Regions from separate parts of the Mus musculus genome. Here region 2 is linked to region 1. The links are chromatin loops, found by intact Hi-C in ENCODE. Cell type or tissue: left cerebral cortex. All regions are shown on one strand. Links, peaks and the distances in the headings refer to the core of each region. The heading gives the core; the rest is flanking DNA. Region 1 holds the start of Olfr516 (olfactory receptor 516). Region 2 holds the start of Olfr519 (olfactory receptor 519).

Evidence for each region. A loop is a pair of places that touch in the nucleus more often than their neighbours do. Peaks named below come from ENCODE experiments on the same cell type or tissue, not always from the same donor. Only the 100,000 strongest peaks of a DNase experiment are listed, where the experiment ranks them.
Region 2: it touches region 1 in a loop (2.2-fold over the local background); 6 of 42 quality-filtered maps call a loop at or near these places.

The regions. Positions count from the first base shown.
Region 1 is chr7:108,845,902-108,851,282 of GRCm38, forward strand. It overlaps Olfr516 (olfactory receptor 516), which reads right to left and starts at 107. Exons shown (of 1, transcript NM_146725.1): 1 at 1-107. The coding sequence starts at 107. In left cerebral cortex, for the core only: no CTCF peak of the experiment used is centred there; a DNase peak (open chromatin) is centred at 2,868.
Region 2 is chr7:108,892,635-108,898,015 of GRCm38, forward strand. Olfr519 (olfactory receptor 519) reads right to left here and starts at 1,771. Exons shown (of 1, transcript NM_207160.1): 1 at 827-1,771. The coding sequence starts at 1,771. The coding sequence ends at 827. In left cerebral cortex, for the core only: no CTCF peak of the experiment used is centred there; no DNase peak of the experiment used is centred there.

The DNA of each region.
Region 1 (5,381 bases), core at 269-5,268:
AGATAAATAACTAGGAAAGCCCCAAACATCTGACCTTGAAGTTCAGGATAGTTAGAAAATCCCAAGAGGATGAATTCAACTGTAGAGTTGTGATTTTGCCTCCTCATCACAATAGCAGAGCCCTTTGTTGGTCTTAGGGACACAGTACAGATGAGATGAAGTCACAGAGCAGGAGCTGAGTTCAAATTCAGAGTTCTTGGCAGAAATTGTACAGGTATGCTCATTTTGACAGAGGTTCAAACTAGCAGTTTTGAAGAATGGTCAATAAATTGTAACAATGAATCTTTAAAACACAAATGGACAAGTTAAAAGGTTGACTCAGAAATCCTTTAACTAATATGAAATATGGCTGGTAAAATGATTCAGCTAGTAAAAGCACTTGCCTCACAGCCTAAATTCAGTTCCATTCCTTGAACAGACAATTTAAAAAAGAGTTTGATATAAATGATATAGTACATCTGTCATCCCAGTGCTCCTATGCCAAGATGAGAGTAAGAGGCAAAGCCAAGGGAAATACCCATAAGATTAAGGTTAGTCTGCAGAGTATGGTGCAACAGAATCAAAGTAGATCATCCTTAATACAGTGGACGGAGGAAAGCGTTCCTAAAAGTCACCTGAACCCCACAAGATCTCCATGGCAAATGTATACACTCTCACACACACAATCATACTCACACTCACACACACATACACACTATGTAATAATAATAATAATAATAATAATAATAATAATAATTTTAAAGCTAGAACGTTGACTAGTAGAGTAATAGTCTTTGGAAACATTTCCTATGGACCAAAAAATCAACCAAACCCATTCTGAGGACGGATACAAGCATTGTGTTATTGAGAATCCACCTTCCATAACTCTTATGCATGCACCTCTGTGTTACTTTTAATTGTATACTTGTATATGAATTTTAAAGAAAGACTTTCAAGTTAGGCAAATAGTAAAAAATGTAAACAAATTAAAACTATGATAAATTACATGAACTATATTGATAAATGATTTTTATAAATACCAAAGTACAAAGCACAGTTCTTTTACTTTGTTAAGAATGAAAACTAAACCATATATACCTGAATAAATATACCATATCCCTAAAAATTTGATTTGTAGACAAAGTGACCACAAAGGAACATAAATCAAATGGCTTCCAGAATATTTTTTTGGTTTCTGGTCCAGGTGTACCAAATTTACTAAAATTTGCCCCAATGAGAAATGTTAGAAACCAATTTTCTATCATTGATTCTTGAGTGCAGAAAATGACTTTAGAAAACATCATGTAGTACCATTCTGAATCTATGACTCATTTGCTCCCTTTAAAAGAAAATACACCTATACTTGGAGTTTGTGTCACACACTCCCTGGTTTAACACCCATCACCAAGGAATGTCGACACCTTTTCAGATAAACCTGAGCTATACACTCCACAGAAGACACCCAAGCCACTCTGTGCATCTTTGCTACCCAGAGCTCTAACTCCTATCACCTGATTGCCATTTGCTAGAGCACTCACTACAAATAAAAATAATCCAATCTTTATGTGCTTTATGCCTAAAATAATATAAACTAGAATATAAACTGCAGGATGACAATAATTTTGTTCTAGACTTTGTGTTGTTCCCAGAATTGAAAACAGGTAGCCATGTATGTAATAGATAAAAGTGATAAATTGAAACTTAATAAATCCATAGAGGAATAATTATTTAAGTTAAGAAAGCCTGGACTCTACCCTCAGTTGACTACTGTGTCTAAAGGGAAATAATCAACAACAGGAGAATAAGAAGATCCACATTCACTGTCTGACTTTTCTAGAAGTTTGAGGCTGGCTATGGGGCATGAGCAGCACTGGTTTAAGAATTGGTCTGGACCTAGCCACAACAGTCCAGCTTGAGCCTATGCCCCTCCCTGTACGTGGACACCCTACCTATATGGTCAGGAATTACCCCCAAACAGCCCTTCTGGCTCTGAGCTGGGCATCTTATTCATCAGTAGAAAACTGCAGTAAAAAGAGGGCTAGCCATATGCAGGGATCCATCCCATAATCAGCTTCCAAATGCTGACACCATTGCATACACTAGCAAGATTTTGCTGAAAGGACCCAGATATAGCTCTCTCTTGTGAGACTATGCCGGGGCCTAGCAAACACAGAAGTGGATGATCACAGTCAGCTATTGGATGGGTCACACGGCCCCCAATGGAGGAGCTAGAGAAATTACCCAAGGAGCTAAAGGGATCTGCAACCCTATAGGTGGAACAACAATATGAACTAACCAGTACCCGGGAGCTTTTGTCTTTAGCTGCATATGTATCAAAAGATGGTCTAGTCGGCCATCACTGCAAAGAGAGGCCCATTGTACTTGCAAACTTTATATGCCCCAGTACAGGGGCACACCAGGGCCAAAAAGGGGGAGTGGGTGGGTAGGGGATTGGGGGGGGTGGGTATGGGGGACCTTTGGGATAGCATTGAAAATGTAAACAAGGAAAATTCCTAATTAAATAAAAAGAGGGCTAAGCTGAGGGAGGTCTACAAGAGTCAGGCAGTAAACGAGCATGGAATTCCTGATTCTCTACCATCTTCCAATCTTACATACAGCTAACTGTTTTCCTCCTTGTCCAACTCCCCTTCAGAGCCCCCTTCTGTACAAAGCTCCCCACTCTCCCTCCACTTGACTCCCCTCTACCTAATTCTCCCTCCACTCTAACTCCCCTTGTTTCCAGATTTCTCCCCACTGTCAGTACTCGTACATCCTTAGAGCCAGAATCCCATAAACATTGCCAGATCCTGGCCACCATTCAAGTTCCTTCTCATCAGTATATGGAACCCTGATGACGTCCCACATCTCACACCTTCTCCTCCCATCTGTCTCCTATGACTCCATCAAAACAATCCCATGCTTCCTCCCAAAACACTCAGGCCTCTCTTGACTCACAGAATGAAATGTTCATTCCTCTGCCAGGCATGTAAGGAAACAAGAGTGGGAGAGACAGTTGTAGAAGCATAAGTGAGCGGATTTGCTCTAGTGACACCTGAGTACTAGAACAGAGGATGCCAGCCATTACATAAAGCTTTAGAGAGAAACAGCATATTTATAGTATGGAACATGACACAGGAAAGCCAGAAGACAGAATTGTATAACAAACTGACACATGATACCTTGGGTTCAGATTATTAGGACAAAACAGAGAGGTGTTTTTTTTAAAGTTGATTTCTGAGTATGACTCTGGTGATCTCCTAAAAGCAAATTCCTAGGACTAGGGAGATGGCTCAGTGGGTAACTTGCTTCGTGTTCATGTTCATGTTTGAGGACCTGAGTTTGGAGCCCCAGAAACCACTTGAAATAGCTGGGTTCACACAGTGATATGCATGTGTTATACCAGCTCCAGGGCAGAGTGGAGACAGGCAGATTCCAGGACTCACTGCTCAGTCGGCAGAGCTGAAATGGCAAGCTCAAGTTCCATGAGACTCTGTCATAGAAAATAAGGTAGATATCTTAACATGATGCTGCATGCCTTTAGTCCCAGCACTCAGGAAGCAGAGACAGGAGAGTTCTAGGTCAATCAGGGCTATACAGTGAGATCCTGTCTCAAAGAACAAAAAGAAAAAGGCAGAGAACTATAAAAGAAGCCACCCAATGTCAGCCTCTGAACTCTACATGTACAGGCCAACACATACACACACACACACACACACACACACACACACACACACACACACATGAACACAAACATACCAATGTGCCTAAGCTAACTACAATAATATGTTATTGATGTCAAAAGTTTCATAAAATAAGTAAAATTATCTCTGAAGGAAAATAAAAACTTTAACTCAAAAAATTTTTTCTAATGTACAAAACAAGTTATAAGGTAATACAGAGAGGATCTTATTTAACTAAACAAACAAGTAGGCTGATAAAATTTATTAAATAAATCTAAGTCATACTTTTGTGAATGTTTTATAAGAACTAGAGCCAGGCAGTGGTGGTGCGCACCTTTAATCCTAGCACTGGGGAGGCAAAGGCAGGTGGATTTCTAAGTTCAAGGCCATCCTGGTCTACAGACTGAGTTCCAGGACACCCAAGACTAGACAGAGAAACTCTGTCTCAAAAAAAACAAACAAAAATAACAAATAATAATTGAATAAATAACTGGACCTGACTAGCCCTTCTCTTCCTTTATTATGGAGTGCCTGGTGCTAACTTGGATAACTCACCAGCATGTTTCACTGGCTTTTGCATTAACCTTCCTTATCATGTAGAACAAGTAGCTCTCTCCTCAGAGTTTCCTCTCCTACAGAATTGTTCTTGACCACCTCACTCTGATCTGATCACTGTGAACTGATGACTTATGCCAGCTTACTCCCTTAGAGCTACAGCTGTTATCTACACCCTTGTGTGAAGAAGAAAGGGGAAACAACTGGAGCAACTGGTTTTCTTACCAAAGCAGAGCGATCACTTGCCAAGTACCCCCAAATGCCAGTAGAATTGAAATAGGATCCCCCTGACATGATTGATAAGGTGGAAGCCAATGATAGACTCTCTCAAGCACAATCTTTAGCTCAAAACCTATGAGCTGATGCTTACCCTAATGGATCAGATATGTGACCTCATATTTAAAAGCATTCCCATCCATACAACTTGGTGAATGGGTGCACTGATTTTATAACATTGTATGCTCTGGGAGAAGCCTTCTCTCTGGAGACCTTACACTCCATGTATACAGACTTTCCTCTGTGGAGATCAGGAAACACCAATGTAATAACTAGATGCAGCTCTCTTTCAGGCTTCTACAGGGACTAATGAGCATGTGTTCACACAGGAGATTTGATTTCACCATTGTGTCCCCAGTTATGAAAATGTAGTTGTGTGGATGATGAGCTGACTTGGCCCGACCTTAAGGAAATAGAAGCAGACATTTCGCAGATGCTAAAAATAAGACCTAGAAGATAGAGAGAGGTTGCAGTCCACAGTGAGAGCAAGCTGATACAAGGGGAAATCTCATCACAAGCAAACATCTTGTTCACTGTAATAAAATGTGTAAAGTTACCTTATGGAAAGTCTGGTTTTATTATCATCAAGTTCCCCCCACCCCCCAGTTTGGTTTTTGCTTGTATGTTGGGTTTTTTTGGATTTTTTGGGTGTTTTGTTTTGTTTTGTTTTTTTAATATTTTCTTTATTTACATTTCAAATGCTATCCTGAAAATTCCCTATACCCTCCCCCCACCCTGCTCCCCTACCCACCCATTCCTACTTCTTAGTCCTGACATTCCCCAATACTGGGGCATATAAAGTTTGCAATACCAAGGGACCTCTCTTTCCAGTGATTGCCAAGTAGGCCATCTTCTGCTACATATGCAGCTAGAGACATGAGCTCTGGGGGT
Region 2 (5,381 bases), core at 233-5,232, 47 kb after region 1:
TTATCATCACATCAATAATAGAAAGTAGATCAATAAGATCTGTAAGATGTGTTTCAGAAGCATATACCTCTTAAAAACAATTGTCTAAAGTATTTTTAAAAGTATGTGATATGTTTTCAAACATGGAGATATCAAGATAGAAAACATACTCTTACCAAGAAATGTACTCTGTTTTCACAGTCTCCAAAATTCATAAAGTTCAAAAGCATGATAGAAAAACACCAACACAGGGTCCCCAATGGAGAAGCTAGAGAAAGCACCCAAGGAGCTGAAGGGGTCTGCAACCCTATAGGTGGAACAACAATATGAACTCGTTATCTCTAGCTGCATATGTAGCAGAAGATGGCCTAGTCCGCCATCACTGGGAAGAGAGGCCCCTTGGTATTACAAATTTTATATGCCCCAATACAGGGGAATGCCAGGGCCAAGAAATGGGAGTGGGTGGGTAGGGGAGTAGGGCAGAGGAAGGGTATAGGGAACTTTCGGAATAGCATCTGAAATGTATATAACAAAAATATCTGAAAGAAAGAAAGAAAGAAAGAAAGAAAGAAAGAAAGAAAGAAAGAAAGAAAGAAAGAAAGAAAGAGAGGGAGGGAGGGAGGGAGGGAGGGAGGGAGGGAGGGAGGGAGGGAGGGAGGGAGGGAGGGAGGGAGGAAGGGAGAGAGGAAGGGAGAGAGGAAGGAAGGGAGAGAGAGAGAACGAGAGAGAGAGAGAGAAAGAAAGAAAGAAAGAAAGAAAGAAAGAAAGAAAGAAAGAAAGAAAGAAAGAAAGAAAGAAAGAAAGAAAGGAAGAAAGAAAGAAGAAAAACACCAAGTCCTTCAACAAATCAACCTGTGTGTAAAGTCACTTTTCTTTGCCATAATTTTACCACAGCCCTTTTCATCTCCTTGTTTCTCAGGCTGTAGATAAGTGGATTCAGCAGAGGGGTGAGAAGTGTGTATGCCAGTGACATCAGTTTCTTGGTGTCTGGTGAGTACCCGGATTTGGGCTGTAGATAAGTTATACTGGCTGTGCCATAGAAGAGGATGACAGAGGTGAGATGAGAGGCACACGTAGAAAAGGCCTTCTGCCTCCCTGTAGTGGATGGCATCTTCAGGATGGAGAAGAGAATTCGAGTATAAGACAAAAGTATCAACAAGAAGGGGACCATGACGATCAAAATGGTGCTTGTGAAGGCATAGACTTCAAACAGGAAGGTGTCTGCACAGGCAAGCTCCAGCACAGGAGGAATCTCACAGAAGAGATGGTTAATCTCCTTGTGGTCACAGTAGGGAAAGCTAGCCACCCATGTGACTGACAAAACAGCTGTCATGATACTCAAGACCCATGGACACATCACCAATTTCACAAAGGTCCTTTTGCTCATAATCACTGGGTAGGTCAGAGGGTGGCAGATTGCAGCAAATCGATCATAAGCCATTGCCCCCAGGAGAAAACACTCAGTCGCACCAAAGAGAAGAATGAAGTACATCTGCACAAAACAGCCACCAAAGGAAATGGTCGCTTTCTCACTAGTCAGGATCACCAGTATTTCAGGTGTGATGACTGTGCTGAAACAGAAGTCCACTAAAGATAAATTCTGCAGAAACAAATACATGGGGATGTGCAAACTCTGGTCCAGGAAGATGATGGTGATAATGATGGCATTTCCCAACACAGTCACCAGATAAATAACTAGGAAAGCCCCAAACATCTGACCTTGAAGTTCAGGATAGTTAGAAAATCCCAAGAGGATGAATTCAACTGTAGAGCTGTGATTTTGCCTCCTCATCACAATAGCAGAGCCCTATGTTGGTCTTAGGGAGAAATTTTAGAAACCAATTTTCTATCATTGATTCTTGAGATCAGAAAATGACGTTAGAAAATACCACGTAGGACCATTCTGAATCTACGATTCACTTGCTCTCTTTAAAAGAAAATACACCTATACTTGGAGTTTGTGTCACACACTCACTGGTTGAGCACCCATCACCAAGGAATGTCTACACTCGTTCAGATAAACCTGAGCTATACACTCCACAGAAGACACCCGAGCCACTCTGTGCATCTTTGCTACCCAAAGCTCTAACTCCTATCACCTGATTGCCATTTGCCAGAGCACTCACTACAAATAAAAATAATCCAATCTTTATATGATGTATGCCTAAAATAATATAAACTAGAATATAAACTGCAAGTTGACAGTTCTAGACTTTGTTCTAGACTTTGTGTTGTTCCCAGAATTGAAAACAGGTAGCCATGTATGTAATAGATAAAAGTGATAAACTGGAACTTAATAAATCCATAGAGGAATAATTATTTAAATTAAGAAAGCCTGAACTCTACCCTCAGTTGACTACTGTGTCTAAAGGGAAATAATCAACAACAGAACTAAGAAAATCCACATTCACTGCCTGACTTTTCTAGAAGCTTGAGGCTGCTATGGGGCATGAGCAGCACTGGTTTAAGAATTGGTCTGGACCTAGCCACAACAGCCCAGCTTGAGCCTGTGCCCCTCCCTGTATGTGGACCCCCTACCTGTATGGTCAGGAATTACCCCAGACAGCCCTTCTGGCTCTGAGCTGGGCATCTTATTCATGCAGTAAAAAGAGGACTAAGCTGAGGGAGGTCTAACAAGAGTCAGGCAGTAAACAAGCATGGAATTCCTGATTCTCTACCATCTTCCAATCTTACATACAACTAGCTGTTTTCTTTCTTGTCCAAATCCCCTTCAGAGCCCCCTTCTGTACAAAGCTCCTCACTCTCCCTCCACTTGTCTCCCCTCTACCTAATTCTCTCTCCACTCTAACGCCCCTTGTTTCCAGATTTCTCCCCACTGTCAGTACTCGTACATCCTTAGAGTCTGAAACCCATAAACATTGCCAAATCCTGGCCACCACTCAAGTTCATTCTTATCAGTATATGGAACCCTGATGACTTCCCACGTTTCACACCTTCTCTTCCCATCTGTGTCTCCTACGACTCCATCAAAACAATCCCATGCTTCCTCCCAAAACATCCAGCCCTCCCCTGACTCACAGAATAAAATGCTCATTTCTCTGCCAGGCATGTAAGGAAACAAGAGTGGGAGAGACAGTTGTAGAAGCATAAGTGAAGAGAATGCACTCTAGTGACACCTGAGTGTCAGAACAGAGGATGCCAGCCATTACATAAAGCTTTAGAGAGAAACAACAGAATCTTAGTAAGGAACATGACACGGGAAAGCCAGAGGACAGAATTGTATAACAAACTGAAGACACATGATACCTTGGGTTCATGTTATTAGGACATGACAGAGTTTTGTTTTGTTTTGTTTTGTTTTGTTTTGTTTTGTTTTGTTTTGTTTTGTTTTGTTTTAAGTTGATTTACTAACTATGACTCTGGAGATATCCTAAAAGCAAAAACCTAGGACTAGGGAGATGGCTCAGTGGGTAACTTGCTTGGTGTTCTGGTTCAAGTTTGAGGACCTGAGTTTGGAGCCCCAGAAACCACTTGAAATAGCTGGGTCTACATAGTGATATGCATCTGCTATCCCAGCACGGGGGCAGAGTGGAGACAGGCAGATTCTAGGACTCAATGCTCAGTCGGCAGAGCTGAAATGACAAGCTCAAGTTCCATGAGACTCTGTCATAGAAAATCAGGTAGATATCTTGACATGATGCTGCATGCCTTTAGTTCCAGCACTCAGGAAGCAGAGACAGGCAAGTTCTAGGTCAATCAGGGCTACACAATGATATCCTGTCTCAAAGAACAAAAAGAAAAAGGCAGAGAACTATAAAAGAAGCCACTCAGTGTCGGCCTCTGAACTTTACATGTAGAGGCCAACAAACATACACACACACACATGCACACATGCACACACACATACCAATACCAAATGTCTAAGCTAACTACAATAATGTTATTGATGTCAAAAGTTTCATGAAATAAGTAAAATAATCTCTGAAGGAAAAATAAAAACTTTAACTCAAAAACAAAATTTCTATTGTAGAAAACAAATTATAGTATAAGATAATACAGAGAGGATCTTATTTAACTAAACAAACAAGTAGGCTGATAAAATTTATTAAATAAATCTAAGTCATACATTTGTGAATGCTTTATAAGAACTAGAGCCAGGCAGTGGTGGCACACGCCTTTAATCCTTGGGAACTTGGGAGGCAGAGGCAGGTAAATTTCTAAGTTTGAGGCCATCCTGGTCTACAGAGTGAGTTCCAGGACAGCCAAGACTAGACAAAGAAACCCTGTCTCAAAAAGAACCAAATAAATAAATAAATAACTGGACCTGACTAGCCCTTCTCTTCCTGCATTATGGAGTGCCTGGTGCTAACTTGGATAACTCACCAGCATGTTTCACTGGCTTTTGCATTAACCTTCCTTATCATGTCGAACAAGTAGCTCTCTCCTCAGAGTTTCCTCTCCTACAGAATTGTTCTTGACCACCTCACTCTGATCTGATCACTGTGAACTGATGACTTATGCCAGCTTACTCCCTTAGAGCTGCAGCTGTTATCTACACCCTTGTGTGAAGAAGAAAGGGGGAACAACTGGAGCAACTGGTTTTCTTACCAGAGCAGAGAGATCACTTGCCAAGTACCCCCAAATGCCAGTAGAATTGAAATAGGACCCCCCTGACAGGATCAGTAAGGTGGAAGCCAATGATAAAATCTCTCAAGCACAATCTTTAGCTCAAAAATCAATGAGCTGATGCTTACCCTAATGGATCAGATATGTGACCTTGTATTTTAAATGCATTCCCATCCAAACAACTTGGTGAATGGGTGCACTGATTTTATAACATTGTATGCTCTGGGAGAAGCCTTCTCTCTGGAGATCTTACACTCCATGTATACAGACTTTCCTCTGTGGAGATCAGGAAACACCAATGTAATAACTAGGTGCAGCTCTCTTTCAGGATTCTACAGGGACTAATGAGCATGTGTTCACACAAGAGATTTGATTTCACCATTGTGTCCCCAGTTATGAAAATGTAATTGTGTGGGTGATAAGCAACTTGGCCTGGCCTTAAGGAAATAGAACCAGACATTGAAAGGATGCTAAAAATAAGACCTGAGAAGATAGGGAGGGGTTGCAGTCCACAGTGAGAGCAAGCTGATACAAGGGAAAATCTCATCAGAAGCAAACATCTTGTTCACTGTTATAAAATGTGTAAAGTTACTTTATGGAAAGCATGGTTTTATTATCATCAAATTTTCAAAAAATTCTTCGAGAGCATCAAAACGTGGGTTGTGTGGGCTGGAGAGATGGCACTGACTGCTCTTTAAGAAGTCCAGAGTTCAATCACCAGCAACCACATGGTGGCTCACAACCATCTGTAATGGGATCTGATGCCCTCTCCTGGTGTATATGAAAACAGTAACAGTTTACTCACAAAAAAAGAA